Linked DNA regions of Homo sapiens: region 2 is linked to region 1. The links are chromatin loops, found by intact Hi-C in ENCODE. Cell type or tissue: endothelial cell of umbilical vein. All regions are shown on one strand.

What was found. Peaks named below come from ENCODE experiments on the same cell type or tissue, not always from the same donor. Only the 100,000 strongest peaks of a DNase experiment are listed, where the experiment ranks them.
Region 2: it touches region 1 in a loop (4-fold over the local background); 9 of 110 quality-filtered maps call a loop at or near these places.

The regions. Positions count from the first base shown.
Region 1 is chr4:128,056,795-128,064,794 of GRCh38, forward strand. LARP1B (La ribonucleoprotein 1B) reads left to right here and starts at 4,518. Exons shown (of 20, transcript NM_018078.4): 1 at 4,518-4,607. RefSeq lists enhancers at 3,883-4,741, 4,742-5,600 and a silencer at 3,925-5,424. In endothelial cell of umbilical vein, no CTCF peak of the experiment used is centred here; DNase peaks (open chromatin) are centred at 4,397, 4,997 and 5,637; H3K4me3 peaks cover 2,666 bases; H3K27ac peaks cover 2,319 bases.
Region 2 is chr4:127,601,142-127,609,141 of GRCh38, forward strand. It overlaps LOC105377412 (a long non-coding RNA gene), which reads right to left. Exons shown (of 3, transcript XR_939185.3): 3 at 3,746-4,105. Among named protein-coding and RNA genes, the nearest start is that of INTU, 28 kb to the right of the region's middle. RefSeq lists an enhancer at 3,530-4,353. In endothelial cell of umbilical vein, CTCF peaks have their summits at 4,344 (motif pointing right) and 4,552; no DNase peak of the experiment used is centred here; H3K27me3 peaks cover 761 bases.

The DNA of each region.
Region 1 (8,000 bases):
GACCATCATCATATCATTCTTGGAATACTACAACAACTTCATGTTTTTCACATTTTGCATTTTGTCACTGCCCATTCCACTTCATTTTCCGTATTACAGCAACAGGGGTATTAACTCTTACATCTTTTCAGTGTTTTTCCATTGCTCTGATAGAATTCAAATTCTGTCATAATCCAGAAGCCCCTGCAGGCTCTGCCTTAGGCTATCTCTCTAACCTCATCTTTACTCATGCTTTGTTTTTTTTTTTGTTTTGTTTTTTTGTTTGTTTGTTTTGAGACAGTCTTGCTTTTTCACCTAGGCTGGAGTGCAGTGGGGTGATCTTGGCTCACTGCAACCTCCGCCTCATGGGTTCAAGCAATTCTCCTGCCTCAGCATTCCCAGTAGCTGGGATTACAGGCACCACCACCACACCCGGCTAATTTTTGTATTTTTAGTAGAGACGGGGTTTCACCATGTTGGCCAGGCTGGTCTCAAACTCCTGACCTCAAGTGATCCGCCCGCCTTGGTCTCCCAAAGCACTGGGATTACAGGCTTGAGCCACCACGCCTGGCTGTTTTCTTTTTCTTTTTCTTTTTTTTTTTTTTTTTGAGACAGGGTCTCGCTTGAACCCGGGAGGCGGAGGTTGCAGTGAGCTGAGACGGCGTCACTGCACTACGGTCTGGGCGATGCAGCGAGACTGTCTCAAAAAAAAAAAAAATTAAATTAAATTAAAAAGTTAAATGGAACTGAATAGATCATGTAAGAATGTCTTCATAGCCCAGCGCAGTGGCTCACGCTGTAATCCCAGCACTTTGGGAGGCCGAGGCGGATGGATCACCTGAGGTCATGAGTTCGAAACCAGCCTGGCCAAAATGGTGAAACCCCCATCTCTACTAAAAATACAAAAATTAGCTGGGCGTGGTGGCGGGCGCCTGTAGTCCCAGGTACTCAGGAGGCTGAGGCAGGAGAATGGCGTGAACCCGGGAGGCGGAGCTTGAAGTGAGCTGAGTTCGGGCCACTGCACTCCAGCCTGGGTGACAGAGCAAGACAGAGGCGGTGGCTCTCACCTGTAATCCCAGCACCTTGGGAGGCTGAGGCTGGCAGGTCACCTGAGGTCAGGAGTTCAAGACCAGGCTGGTAAACATGGTGAAACCCCGTCTCTATTAAAAACACAAAAATTAGGGACAGGCGCGGTGGCTCACGCCTGTAATCCCAGCACTTTGGGAGGCTGAGGAGGGTGGATCACTTGAGGTGAGGAGTTCAAGACCAGCCTGGTCAATATGGTGAAACCCTGTCTCTACTAAAAATACAAAAAATTAGCTGGGCATGGTGGTGCATGCCTGTAGTCCCAGCTACTAGGGAGGCTGAGGCAGGAGAATTGCTTGAACCTGGGAGGTGGAGCTTGCAGTGAGCTAAGATCCTGCCACCGCACTCCAGCCTGGGCAACAGAGTGAGACTACATCTCAAAAAAAGAAAAATTAGTCAGGCATGGTGGCACATGCCAGGAGAATCGCTTGAACCCAGGAGGAAGAGGCTGTAGTGAGCCAAAATCGTACCACTGCACTCCAGCCTAGGCAACAGAGTGAGGCAACAGAAAGAGGCCTCTTTCAACAGGCCAGGCGCGGTGGCTCACGCCTGTAATTCCAGCACTTTGGGAGGCCAAGCGGGGGCAGATCACCTGAGCTCAGGAGGTCGACACCAGCCTGGGCAACAAGGTGAAACTCCGTCTCTACTGAAAATACAAAAACTTAGCTGGGCATGGCAGCGCATGCCTGTAGTCCCAGCTACTCGGGAGGCTGAGGCAGGAGAATCTCTTGAACCTGGGAGGCAGAGGTTGCAGTTAGCCGAAATCATGCCACTGCACTCTAGCCTGGACTCCAGCTCAAAAAAAAAAAAAAAAAAACCAACAAAGAAACAAAAAAAGAAAGATATTTATGGCTGGGTGTGTGGCTCACGCCTGTAATCCCAGCACTTTGGGAGGCCGAGGTGAGTGGATCACTTGAGGTCAGGAGTTTGAGAGCAGCCTGGCCAAGATGGTGAAAACCCCTTCTCTACTAAAAATTCAAAAATTAGCTGGGTGTGGTGGCAGGCACCTGTAATCGCAGCACGACACCACACCCAGCTAAATTTTTGTATTTTTAGTAGAGACGGGGTTTCACTGTGTTGGCCAGGCTAGTCTGGAACTCCTGACCTCGTGATCCGCCAGCCTTGGCCTCCCAAAGTGCTGGGATTACAGGCGTGAGCCACCTCGCCTGGCTGATGGCAGTGTTTTGAACCAAATAATTTGTTCTTCCAGACCAGGTGAACACCCTACCCAAGGGCAGATAATCCACAGATTGGCTAATGAATTGTATAATCTGGCTGGAAAAAATAAGTAGGGTCAAGCAGTCTTTTATCCTTAATTTTGAACTATGAAGCAGAGGAAGAGTCTGGCACGTAGCTGCAGAGGCAGAATGAAGTAACAAGATAGAGGTTAATTACAGCAAATTGGGTCAGTCAGATGAAACTAAAATCAGACGGAACGCTCAAATTTTGGAATTTTAAGTTTATTATTAAAAGGACACTTTACAGAGGTGTGAGGCTAGGCGTGGTGGCTCACGCCTGTAATCCCAGCACTTTGAGAGGCCAAGGTGGGGGGATGACTTGAGGCCAGGAGTTCGAGACCAGCCTGGCCAACATGGTGAAACACCGTCTCTACCAAAAATACAAAAATTAGCCGGGTGTGGTGGTGGGCGCCTGTAATCTCAGCTACTCGGGAGGCTGAGGCATGAGAATCGCTTGAACCCGGGAGGCAGAGGTTGCAGTGAGCCGCGATCGCGCCACTGCACTCTAGCTTGGGCGACAGAGAGAGACTACCTCTTAAAAAAAAAAAAATGCCGGGCGCGGTGGCTCATGCCTGTAATCCCAGCACTTTGGGAAGCCGAGGCGGGTGGATCATTTGAGGTCAGGAGTTCAAGACCAGCCTGGCCAACCTGATGAAACCCCGTCTCTACTAAAAATACAAAAATTAGCCGGGTGGTAGTGGCGCGCCTGTAATCCCAGCTACTCAGGAAGCTAAGGCAGGAGCATCTCTTGAGCCTGGGAGGCAGAGGTTGCAGTTAGCCGAGATCACGCCACTGTACTCCAGCCTGGGCAATAGAGTGAGACTCTGTCTCAAACCACCACCACCACCACCATCACCACCACCAATAAAAAATACAAAGCGCCACTAATAACAGAGCTAGTAAAGATGGATGGGAATATAGGTGGAAGTACAATCCCCTTTTAATTGCAACAAGGTTCGCCAGGTTGCTTAGGGTTGGGCAAACTGGAGATCACTGACACGGAAAACAAGAAAACCCTTATTGTTTATAGCTGTTATGTATGAATAGGTTATTAGCCTTAGGAAAATTATTTGTGCCGAATACGGCTTTTGAGTAAGCAAAAAATATTAACGTCAAGTTGAATGTAATTGAAGCGACTTATTGGGCGTGGGGTGGGGGGTGGGGGTTGAAAGCCCAAACATAAGGCGAGCACAGATAATTTATTTAACAAGGCTATGGGGTTGGTGGGGGGCTCGGAAAAAAATCAGCGGCGGAACCTGCTCTCAGCCACCTTGCACCAGGACACAAACACTGACTCAAAAATGAAACGAGTATCATCTCTAAGTGAATGTGAGTGCCAAGTAGAAAGCTCGTATCCGATTTATTATCAAAACGTCTTTGTACCATTTTAACATCCATTCCAGGAAGAAAAAACCTATTGGGAATATGGTTAATTTGTAATTAAGTGCTATTTACCCAAATTAAAGAAACAGGTAACAAAAAATTTTAAAAGCCGGCGAAATACTATTTAATTTACTCAGGAACGCTTTAGAACTCTTTTAGTTGGTGGGTGGGAATGCGGGCGGGGAAGCGCACTAAGCCGAACGCTGGGGCAAAGGTTTCCTAAACAGTTACCGAGAGGTAACTCCCCCTTCATCTGGGACGTGGCTCAAGATTACAGGTGATCGCGGTGCCCCGAGGCGCCAGGAGGCAACTTTCACCTGGGGGAGGCGCCGGGCGCCAGCGGGCCAAGCGGCCGGGCCGCGGAGCCCACTTCACTTGGGAGCTGCCCCAGGCCGGGGGTCGACACCGCGTCCCCTCCCTTAGCCTAGCTGCGACCCAGCTTTAGGGCCTAAGGGCAAATCGAGCGCTCGGTCCTCCCAGCGCCATGTGCGCGGCCCGCCCAGGCCCTTGGCCGCCGTCGCCGCGGGGGCAGGCCGCGAGCCAGCCGCGAGCCACAGAGGCCTGGTGCGCGCTCCGCCCCTGAGCCTGCAGTCGGGGCGGCCTCAGCCAGTGAGCCGGGAGTCGTCCCCTTCGTCCTCCCTCGCACTCGGAGGGCAGCTGGGGCGGGGCAGACCCTCGGGCCGGGCGGCACCCGGGCGGGCGAATCCGTCAGCTCCCGCGGGAGGCCCGGCGAGAGAAGGACCCGGTGAGTAGCCACGTCACGCTCCTCAGGGAGGCCCCGCCCCGTGCTCTCGGGCCGCCCCTCTTCGCCGTCTCCACGCCTCCGCGGGCAGTTACCAGCTTTGGCTGCTCGCGCCTCCCCAACTCGGGTAAAGCTCCTCGGCCTCGGCGTGCTGCGCCTCCGCGGCTGCCCTGCGCCAGGTGAGGGCTCGCGGCTCCCGGCTGCGGCTCCCGGCGCGTGGTGGCGGGCTCGGGGCGTGCGTCGCGGAGAGGACGGGGCCGGCGGGCGGTTGGCGCTCCGTTCGGTGCGGGGAGGGGCGTCACGCCGGGCGCTGCGCGGCCTCGGCGGGCGGCGGCAGCGGCGGCCACGGCCGCCGGGCTCTCGGGTTGTCTGTCCCCAGTTGGAGCCGGCCGGTGTCCCGGCGGAGAGACGGGCAGTCGGGTTCCCTGGCCTCGGGGCCACCCCGGCTGGGGCGGCTGGGGCAGAGGGACGATGTCTACTCGCGCCCCGATGCCCGCCGCCCATTCTCGGGAGGATCCGCCCGCGGTGACTGCTGAGAGGGAGTCGCTGTTGGCCGCGGCGAACCGGCCGGCCGAGCAGCCGCCCCCGCCCGAATGTGAGGGCAAAGAGGCGGCGAGGGAGGAGAGGGCCGCGGCCGCCACTAGCGCTGGGGCGCGGGGAGAGCCGTCGCCGGCGCTGGTGCTGGGACGCAGCGTGCCCCAGGCGGCTGTCCCCGTGAGGCCCCTGGCGCTGCACCTGGCGCACAAGGCGCGTGGGCCCGGGGGCCCTTTCGGCGGGGAGCCGCCACCGCCACCGCCGCCGCCGTCGCCGTTGCCGCCGTTGCTGCGGGATCCGCCGGCCGAGGACGCCCGGGAAGAGGTGGCAGCTGGCCCTGCGGAAAAGCGGCAGCCGCCGCTGCTGCCGCCTAAGGGAAATCCCTGGACCAAAAAGCCTCCCCAGCACCTGTCCCCAGACACGACAGGTCCGCCACCGCCCCCGCTGGAAACCCTGGAGGCAGGTCTGTGGTTGCTCTGCGTTGGGCACTGGCAGGGTGCGGGCAGGGGCGACTTGCGGGACTTGCCGGCGCGTGGCGGCGGTAGCGGGCACCAGGCCCGGGTAACGGCAGGCCTCCCCTCCCTGTCAGTCGGAGGTAATTTGTTCCAAGGTGTCATTCACTCTGCCTATTTACAGACATGGGCATCTGGGAAGGGAGCGGCAGGAAGAGGTGGGACCTCAGGTTCTCCTTGCCTGATGGGGGCACGGAGGTGGTAGCTTGGCGGCGCATCCCTGCTGGCGCGGTTGCGATTGTGTTTTGTCCCCAGTGTTAGTGACTTGGGAAAGTAGCTAACTTTAGATACTGCAGTGCTTCGTATGGGAAAGTTTTGGTAGACTTTTTTTTTTTTTTTTTTACATAAAAGGATTGAAGCAAGTCAGAGCAAGGGGATTTATTCGTAAGTGGAAGCGCGATTGTAGTCTTTTGTGAAATAAGATGAAAAAAGGTTTTCAAAACACTGCTGAGCAGTCATATTAAAAATGAGACTTTAAATGTGGTTTTTAAAGTGCTTTATGGGGGGAGGGGGGAGGGATAGCATTAGGAGATATACCTAATGTTAAATGACGAGTTGATGGGTGCAGCACACCAACATGGCTGCACATGTATACATGTGTAACCTGCACGTTGTGCACATGTACCCTAAAACTTTAAGTATAATTAAAAAAAATAAAGTGCTTTAAGTTATAAGTGTGCTGGAAAATAATTGAAATAGGATAGTTGACATGCGAGCGTGGATTGCACGTTAGGTAAATGGTTTTCTAACATTGTCAGCTCTCCTTCCCTTTAGAGGAGATAAGATTATGCCACTATATTTGAATGCTGACCAATGCTGTATGGCCGTCGGTGCTTTATTTTGATTGTAGTAACTGCAACTTAAGAAAGTAAAAATGGGCCGGCGCGGTGGCTCACGCCTGTAATCCCAGCACTTTGGGAGGCCGAGGCGGGCGGATCACCTGAGGTGAGGAGTTCGAGACCAGGCTGGCCAATATGGCGAAACCCCGTCTCTACTAGAAATACGATCATTAGCCAGGCGTGGTGGCGGGCGCCTGTAATCTCACCTACTTGAGAGGCTGAGGCAGGGAGAATCGCTTGAACCCGGGAGGTGGAGGTTGCAGTGAGCCGAGATCGCGCCACTGCACTCCAGCCTGGTCGGCAGAGTGAGACCCACTCTCAAAAAAAAAAAAAAAAAAAAAAAAAAAAAAGTTAAAATGGAAATAAAAACCATGACAAAAAGCAGTATCTGGCCGGGCGCGGTGGCTCACGCCTGTAATCCCAGCACTTTGGGAGGCCGAGGCAGGTGGATCACCTGAGGTCAGGAGTTCAAGACCATCCTGACTAACATGGAGAAACCTTGTCTGTACTATAAATACAAAATTAACCTGGCGTGGTGGCGCATGCCTGTAATCCCGGCTACTGGGGAGGCTGAGGCAGGAGAATCGCTTGAACCCGGGAGGCAGAGGTTGCAGTGAGCCGAGATCGCGCCACTGCACTCCAGCCTGGGCAACAGGAGCGAAACTCCGTCTCAAAAAAAAACACAAAAAAACAAAACCGTATCTTTCTAAATTAAGTTGTAAATGACTTGAACTTTTTATATGCAAATGACAGCTGTTTACTTGCAAGTCTTCATTTTTATTTAAAATTAAAGGTTAGCAGCAGAACAAGAAATATTTGAGCGTGTTTACTGGCTTGTGAGGATCAAATGCGATGAAGAGGTGGTATAAATGTAAGGCGATTGGCTGTGCGCGGTGGCACACGCCTGTAATCCCAGCACTTTGGGAGGCCGAGGCGGGTGGATCACCTGAGGTCAGGAGTTCGAGATCAGCCTGGCCAACATGGCGAAACCCCGTCTCTACTAAAAATACAAAAATTAGCCGGATATGGTGGTGCGTGCCTGTAATACCAGCTACTCAGGAGGTTGAGGCAGGAGAATCGCTTGAACCCGGGAGACGGAGGTTGCAGTGAGCCAAGACTGAGCCACTGTATTCCAGCCTGGGTGACAGAGCAAGACTCAGTCTCAAAAAAAAAAAAAAAAAAAGTACGGTGATTGTTACAAGCACCCATTATGTTATGTTAACATTTCTTCAGAGGAACTCTCCAAAGAGGGAGATATGTGTTGAGTTAATTCATTCATTTGCCTTTGCACAGAAATACTCCTCATTAATTGTTGATAAATTTTGACACTTGCAGAAAAAAAGTTTGCTCTGGATTTAATATTGGCATAATTCCTTCCTCGCTATAAAGAGCTGTTTGTTTACTCCTATTACTAACTAAAGAGAACATGGTTAAGTGAAGACCTCATAAAGTTTTTCTTTTTTTTCTTTTTTAAAGCCCAGTGGCAAGCACTCTAAAATTTAGCAAAGAAAGAAAACCCTAGTGAATCATCTTATTTGCTGTTTCACCTCTCTACTTCTAGACTTACAGACAATTAAGTGAATTACCAAGTAGGAACTCTTTGTTGATCATAAAACCAGTATCATAGATTTTAAAACTTCGAAGCCATACATGGTAGTGTGTGCCTGTAGTTTTAGCTCCCTGGGAG
Region 2 (8,000 bases), 460 kb before region 1:
GAAAATTTTCATACTTAATTTCTCAAGCATATTAACAAATTGCATCACATATGAACAGCTGCATATAAAGTGGACCAATGTCTTTGAACAAAGCAGTGAATGCCCTCTAGTGTTTCTTGCTAGAATATCTGTTTTAATAACAGAAAGATAAATTATATATTTAAATGATATTTTTATAACTATTTAAAAAGTAAATTATAAAAAACAGAATCTGAATATGTAAAATGTCTCAAATGTAATAAAAAATAAGAGTAGCAATACATATTGTCCAATCTAAACAACAGATATTATTGTAATGTATACATAATGGTGATAGAAATCAGAGATTTCCTGAGAGTTTTTCAGATGTGAAACATACATCAAGCCTCATTTCTAGTACTAATTTTCTAGCTAACTCTAAACTAAAGTACCTATAGAAGTCTTTTTTTGAGACAGGATCTTGCTCTGTCATCCAGGCTAGAATGCAGCAGCGCGATCATGGCTCACTGCAGGCTTGAACTCCTGGGTTCAAAGGATCCTCCCATCTCAGCTTCCCAGATAGCTGGAATTACAGGTGCACATCACCATGCCCAGCTCATTTTTTATTTTTTGTAAAGACAGAGTCTTGCTATGTTTCCCAGGCTGGGTCGAACTCCTGGATCAAGCAATCCTCCCACATTGGCCTCTGAAAGAAGAAGTCATTCTCAAAGCAGCAAATACACATATTTTGTCCCAAAAGCCATACCTGTGCCCTGTCCATGAGCATGCATACACAGAGCTTCTATCTCTAGAAGATAAAACACTATTCCCACGGGCATCTGCTGCCTCTGCTCAAGTCATCCTGTTAATAATGGCCATAGGGAAGCAGTAAAGAATACCATTTACCTGGACACTCGCCAAGCCTGCAATTTTCCAGTGTGCCTTGACTTAACTTTACACGGCAGCAATCATTTCAAGAATATACAATCCCAAGAATAAAAAAATACCAATACCTCAGTGATAAGCACCAGTGCCTGGTCTATCTAGTGTAGCATTTGCTTAGAGAGAAGAAACGAACATCAAAAACCATGTTGGTGAATATCTGAGCTTGTCATGACTTAACAGATAGTGCATGTCATCTTAGAAACTAAGGAAAGTGATTATAACTGTCACAAATGAAAAAAGTCATTGGAAAATATTTGAGTTGACTACATCAAGTAGTGAGTATCTGTTATTTTCTTGCCCAGCATCCCTTCACTTTCTTTTGGGGACCACCCCTCTTGTATTGCACAAAACTGGCATTTCACGGAAGGTATTTTACTTTCTTCAGGACCAAGGAATGGGCTCAGAGTGCAACCTTACCCAGACTTTAACTTAAGGAGTATCTTAGGCAGAGCAAAGAGGGGATGAAAAGTTTCTCCCTAGACCTCAGAGCCTCCTGTTCCTGCACTTCCCAAGGCCTAGATGTTCAGCTTTTCCTTGGAGTCTGTGTGAAATATCAGTAGCTCATTTTTTCCTCTTTTTGCTTAAGTTAACCAGAATAAGGATGCCTAATTAAACTACTTCATAATAACAGTGTTATACTTATCACAGTTAAGTGGTTGCATAAAGCATGAAGAACAAAATTAAGTGGAATAATTATTTTGTATTTTAACTACAAATGAATAATTTATGGACAATATTTTATCATGTAAGAACATTATCAGCTACAGTTTTAAAACAGGATTTGTGGAGATGTTACATTATTAATTTACTTTCATGAAAACCTATAAAAGAGCACAATAAAAAAATTAAAACAAAAATATTATTCATTGCTCAGGTCTACAGATAAACAAAGATGTCTTCTTTCATTCTGTGCTTTAATTGTCAGGTTCTATAAAAATGTGTTTCCTCCACCACTGCCTCAAAAATTGAAGGGAGAGAATTAACCTCTCTGTCTCTCCAGATCTTTCATGCAATTCAAATTTACACTTAGTTTTGTTTCCATTTTTAACCTACCAAAAGGTAGCTAAGTTATAATATTTGTCTTTATTAGTAAATAATCTATGTATTTTACATGAAAGAAGCAAAGCAAAATAAGATCTATTTTAAAACATATTTGTTTATTTAAATAGTTGTTTCAGAAAATTTTTACTTAAATATCTTTACATGTACTATAAATGTCAAAATTCCTATGAAAGATCAGAATACCTACTTATATTTTTAGCAGATAATTTTATTAGAAATACAATTAAACTATGATTATATAAACCTTAAAAATGCAATGTGCTTTAGTTTACTGAGTGTTCTCAAGTGGGTTATTTCATTTAAGCCTTATGACCATGTGAATGGGAGTCAGAGAGTTATAGCCCCATCTTACAGATAAGGAAAGGGAAGTTTAACGAAGGTAAGTGGCTTACCCAAGGTAAGTGAAGCCAAGACTCAGATGCAGATATTCTACCTCCCAGGCTATGGTTTCTTTCCATTCTCTTATACTACAAAGTAATCTGAGGTTTTATTTTCCTAGAGTTGCATTAACCTCTTAGTGTAAATATCAGTGAGATAGAAGCAAACCAAGCACATGGAATGACACAAGATCCCTGGGCAGTTTCCAGAAATCGCAAGTTACTGGTGCTTATTGCCTTTCTATCAGGAACTGAAGTGTCTTTCACTTCACATAGTTGATTATTCTCTAGGATACTCCAATAATGTATATCCCATTTCAATGAGAGCCAACAAATCTGAATATGCATTTGCATCATCACCAGCACTTAATATTGAAAAATAACACTAAATATGATTTGTTGTGTGGGTTAAAATGACATTAAAGTCCTTCTCTTCATCAGTAAAAAAAAAATTTTTTTTTTTTTTGAGATGGAGTTTTGCTCTTGTTGCCCAGGCTGGAGTGCAATGGCACGATCTCGGCTCACCACAACCTCCGCCTCCCAGGTTCAAGTGATTCTCCTGCCTCAGCCTCCCGAGTAGCTGGGATTACAGGCATGCACCACCACACCTGGCTAATTTTGTATTTTAGTAGAGATGAGGTTTCTCCATGTTGGTCAGGCTGGTCTCGAACTCCCGACCTCAGGTTATCCACCCACCTCAGCTTCCCAAAGTGCTGGAATTACAGGCATGAGAAGGCATTTTTCTAGAAGCGATGTTGGATTTGCATTGATTTATCATCACTCTTGTCCAAAAGCCCTTGTGACTAGTGCAAACAATAACATGCTGACTAAATTAAGTAATTAAGTATATTATTTTAATATACTTTGGTCAACTCTATCAGTTAAAAATTGGAGGCTTTTGACCCTATCTTTAATATTTTTATTATATAAATTTATTTATATTTATTAATCCTGTCTTTGCATCTGTTTCTCTGAGATCCTGGAGAATTAAAGGATCACAGAGAGCCTTTATACCTTATATGGTATATAGTTATATCATGTAAATAGTATAATTACTTTGAATTTTAACTATAACATCCTTTGAGATCTTATAGTTAAAATACAAAATAATTATACCATTTTATTTCATTCTTCATGCTTTGATGCCATGGAGCATCAAAGTGTCAAGTGGTTCCCTAGGACACATGAGCTTTTCCACACCATGCACTAATTAGCAAAGCTCAAAGAGACCCGGACCTGAGTTTAAGATTTCAAAATCTAATTTAATGCATAAGAACCAAATAGTAGATCACCCAGATATTAGAAAATAAGATCAATGTCTCCACTTGCTCATTTTTCATAAAAGTTCCAGAAGGGAAATTGTGTTAGCCCAGGACCTCAGAGAAACAGATACAAAGACAGGATTAAATATGTCAGGATTTTAATAGTGGGAAATGCCTGTGTAAAAAGAAATAAAGAAGGAGCTAGGAAAGGCTGGGACAGCTGTCGGACTGCATCCAAGTCTGACCCCAGGATGAGGGAGAGAAGGTTGAATGGAAGAATCCTACACTACTCTGCAGTCTAAGGATTGTTTGTCAAAGCCATGGGGAAGTACTCCAGCCTAAGCGGTGGACAAAGGAGCCCCACCTGTCTTCCGGGACTAAGACGGCCTCAGTATCGCCACAGCATTCAGTCAGTCCATTGGTAACAGCAATGAATGGGAGGTGTGGCTGACTTCAAAGCACAGCAGCTGGGTGCTCTGTCTGTGAGGTGCATTTTCATGCCTGCCAAAGATAGGATGAAGGGAAGGTGCATGAGAGAAGTTTCTCTAAAATCTTTTAAAATGTTAAAGGAAACATTTTTTATCAGACATACATTAATTACTTCATAAAAGAACTAAGTCCCTGTAATTTTGGAACAATATCAATAGCATTACTATAAACAGAAAATCGAGAAAAGCATTTTGAATTTCAATTTTTAGAAAATGTAAAATCATCAAATCATTTTAAAAAGTCTATAGTTTCATTCAACACCAGGTGGAGCCCTTTTGCTTTTCAAAACTAAAAGAGGAAACTTCTTAATTTAATACAGGCTTAGGCTGATTATTTCACAACTCTTAAGTCATCATTTTAAATCATTTTAAGACTTTTGCATTATATTTATCACCATTGTAAACCTGATTTTTTTCCAAATACCATGGACTAGCTAAAACTGCAATGTTAATATAAAGCAACCAATTCCAATATTGTTAAATATCTAAAATAAAGTTTTTAATAATATTGTTTTAAACATTTGTATACTTTTAAAGGAAAGAGTAAAATGTGATTTAAATTTCATATTCAATACTTAAACAAATTGAACTACTTAAAATGCTCTCCCGAATCTCTAACTTGCTACGTCATCATTCTTTTTATCCAAAATACCTTCTCTATAGAAAATGTATTGCTTTAAAACAGGTTTCAGTTAGCAAGCAATGAGTTTCTGAAAATATATATATTTAAAAAGCAAAAAAAAATTAAGTTTAAAAAACACGTTTCAGGTTATAAAGTATAATATTTTTAATATCTGTCCTGTGCCAATCAGAAAGTATAGGATAAAAATAACAATGTTTATAAAGTAGACATGCTTTTTCCAAGTAAATTGTAACAGCAAGGAGGCATTATTTATTCTGTGTCTATGCTTCAGAATTCTGTCCTTCTCATTGCAGGGAAATAGAAACAGATAAATATAAATATATTTTTGTAATAAAAATGTTAATGATAGGGTTAAAAGCCCCCAATTTTTAACTGACAGAGTTGACAACAGTATATTAAAAGTGTATATTTAATGGCATAGTTCGTATACATTTTTATTTATTCATCCATCCAAGAAATACTTACAGAGATCTTGCTATATGCTGAAGAGACAGGAATAAATAAGACATTCATAGTACCTGCCCTTGAAAGTTCAGAAGGCATTCAATGAAGCAAGCATTATAATAAAAGCTATTGTAATTAAGGAAATACACAGTACTCTGGAAGCACCCAGCAAGGGAACCTAAGGGCTAACCTAATCTGGGGACACGGAAGACCTTCCAAAGAATTGAAATTTAAGCTGAGACTCCTCAGTAGGAGAGAATGAGGCAAAGAACAAAAGGCAGGGTTGGGGTTTTTATGCTTATTTTATTTTTATTGACATATAATAATTTTACATAGTTAATAGGGTACCACACGATATTTAGATACATGTATATATTGTGTAACCATCAAATCAGGATAAAAGGTAGGGTGTTTAATGTGAGCAAACAGGTTTTAAAAGGCCTTTGGGTGAGATAAAGTAGGTCAAATTCTAGAAGGTAAAACCATTTCAACATAGCTAAAACACAGAGCTCTAGAGGAAGGGTGAAAATAGAAGACCTGAAGAGATTTGTGAGAACCAAATTGTGGAGGCTCTTTCAACAGAATCAGGAAATTTGGATTTTATCCAAAAACAATGGAAAGCATAAATCAAGGTTCTGAGTTAAAACATGAAAGAAAGCATGTGATAACCAGATTTAGAAGTGTTTAGTGTCTACAAGAGCAGTATATTTGATGAATCATCAGTACCTCTACCAAAGTAAACTACTTACTTAGACATGATAATTTCAGCTTTTCTTATCCATTAGAATAGTAGCATTGAAATACAAGCTCAGTTTATATAATGATTGTTGATTTCAATGACATTTTTACCATCATACCTCTTGAAAAGTTATACTGACTTTCACATTATCTGGGTTTTTTTTTTTCTTGTTATAATTACCTTTCCCAAAAAAACATGCTAAGTAGATTTACTGTAAAAACTGATATTTCAATATTACAATTTTAGAAAAAGTCACCATTTTACTCAATACATTTCTAGTCAGGAAATTTCAAAATGGAGCAAATTTGAATTGAGTTCCACGTCTGGATGGTCCAAAAATATTTTTCTGTGTGGACCTATGCCAACAGATCTATGCTCTGCAGTTTGCGCTACACATTAGCTGTTTCCGTGTGTTTCAAAGCACTGTAATGTCTACCCTGTATTTTTCTTTGAAGGCGGCCTTAACTGTTATAAACTTTATTTTTTATTTATTTATTTATTTATTTATTTATTTATTTATTTATTTTGAGACGGAGTCTCGCACCGTCGCCCAGGCTGGAGTGCAGTGGCGCGATCTTGGCTCACTGCAAGCTCCGCCTCGCGGGTTCACGCCATTGTCCCGCCTCAGCCTCCCGAGTAGCTGGAACTGCACGGGGTTTCACCATGTTAGCCAGGATGGTCTGGGATCTCCTGACCTCGTGATCCGCCCACCTCGGCCTCCCAAAGTGCTGGAATTACAGGCGTGAGCCACCGCGCCCGGCCTATAAACTTTATTTTTAAGTGTAATTTGAGTGCAAATAATTGTGATCTCCCTAAAGTCAAAAAAATTGATGAAGATCATGCAGAAAAAAAGAATGCACCTTTCAAAGAATGACTCCCCAACCCCCCACATCCTCCTTCGCCACCCACTATGAAGCCATTTCTTCCTCCTTTGGAGAATATAATAAATCTTCATCATGTTACATTTTATGTATGACCTGTTTATTTACTTTCAAGTTGTTTTTATTACTTATATTTATATTATTCAAATGATCTTTTTTCTATCTGTGAAAAGTGTTTGGTTATCTTGGGTTGAGACGGCATACACTGTAATTTTCCTGTTAAGTTTCACAGAAAGAAATTTTTTAAAAATTTAAATTTATGCCATAATTTTAAGGCATATCATTAAAGAGTATTTATTTATCTGTCTCTTTTTTAACTGCCTGCTCCTGTCTTTTCATTTTTCTTTTGGGGTTTTAGTCTCTTTTCACTCCTTAATTTTTTAAACTAAAAAAAGTGTTATTTAGCTATAATTGACATACAATAAGTGGCACACATTTAAAATATTTAACTTGATGAGCTTTGACATATGCATATGTATAACAATCACACCGATTTCCCCCCACATGAAAAGATGCATAATTTCACATATAATTAGAAATGCCAAATACTAACACAATTTTTCACGTTTTAGATAGGCAAAAATTCAGGAGCTTTTCCATACACACCATTAAGGAGAAATGAACAGGGCACTCTCAAACTTTTTACATGGCACTACAAGATGATGTAATCTATTAGGAGGGTATTAGCAAATTGCATGTGCATTTATTCTTTGTTCCAGCATTTTTACTTCTAGGAATTTACCCTGAAGGTATACCTCACCCAAAACAAAAGGTTATTCAATATGGCATTACTGATAATAGTAAAATATTAGGAACGATCAAAATGCCCATGCATAGGAACCTGGTTGAATAAACAAGATGCAGTATTATGCAGGTCTAAAATTGAACAAAGAGCTGGGACTCCCTCCCTCACAAGGTGCACAGAAATGTGAGAGACCTGCACAGAACTGTCTCTCTCCCAACACCCAGATCTTGGTGTCTAAATACCACCCCTTACTTTTAAATAAATACACAAATAATTTTTAAAATGAATTTCTTTGATAAACAGTTGATTATAAATTTGGAGCAAGGAAAGTTCAAGGTGAATTTGAAATATTGTACTGTGTTGGAAAGCAAAAGAATCCTGAAAAATTGATGGAGATGTTCAAAGGAACACTGGAGTCAGAACAATACCAAATTGGTAACATAATCAGAAAAAAAA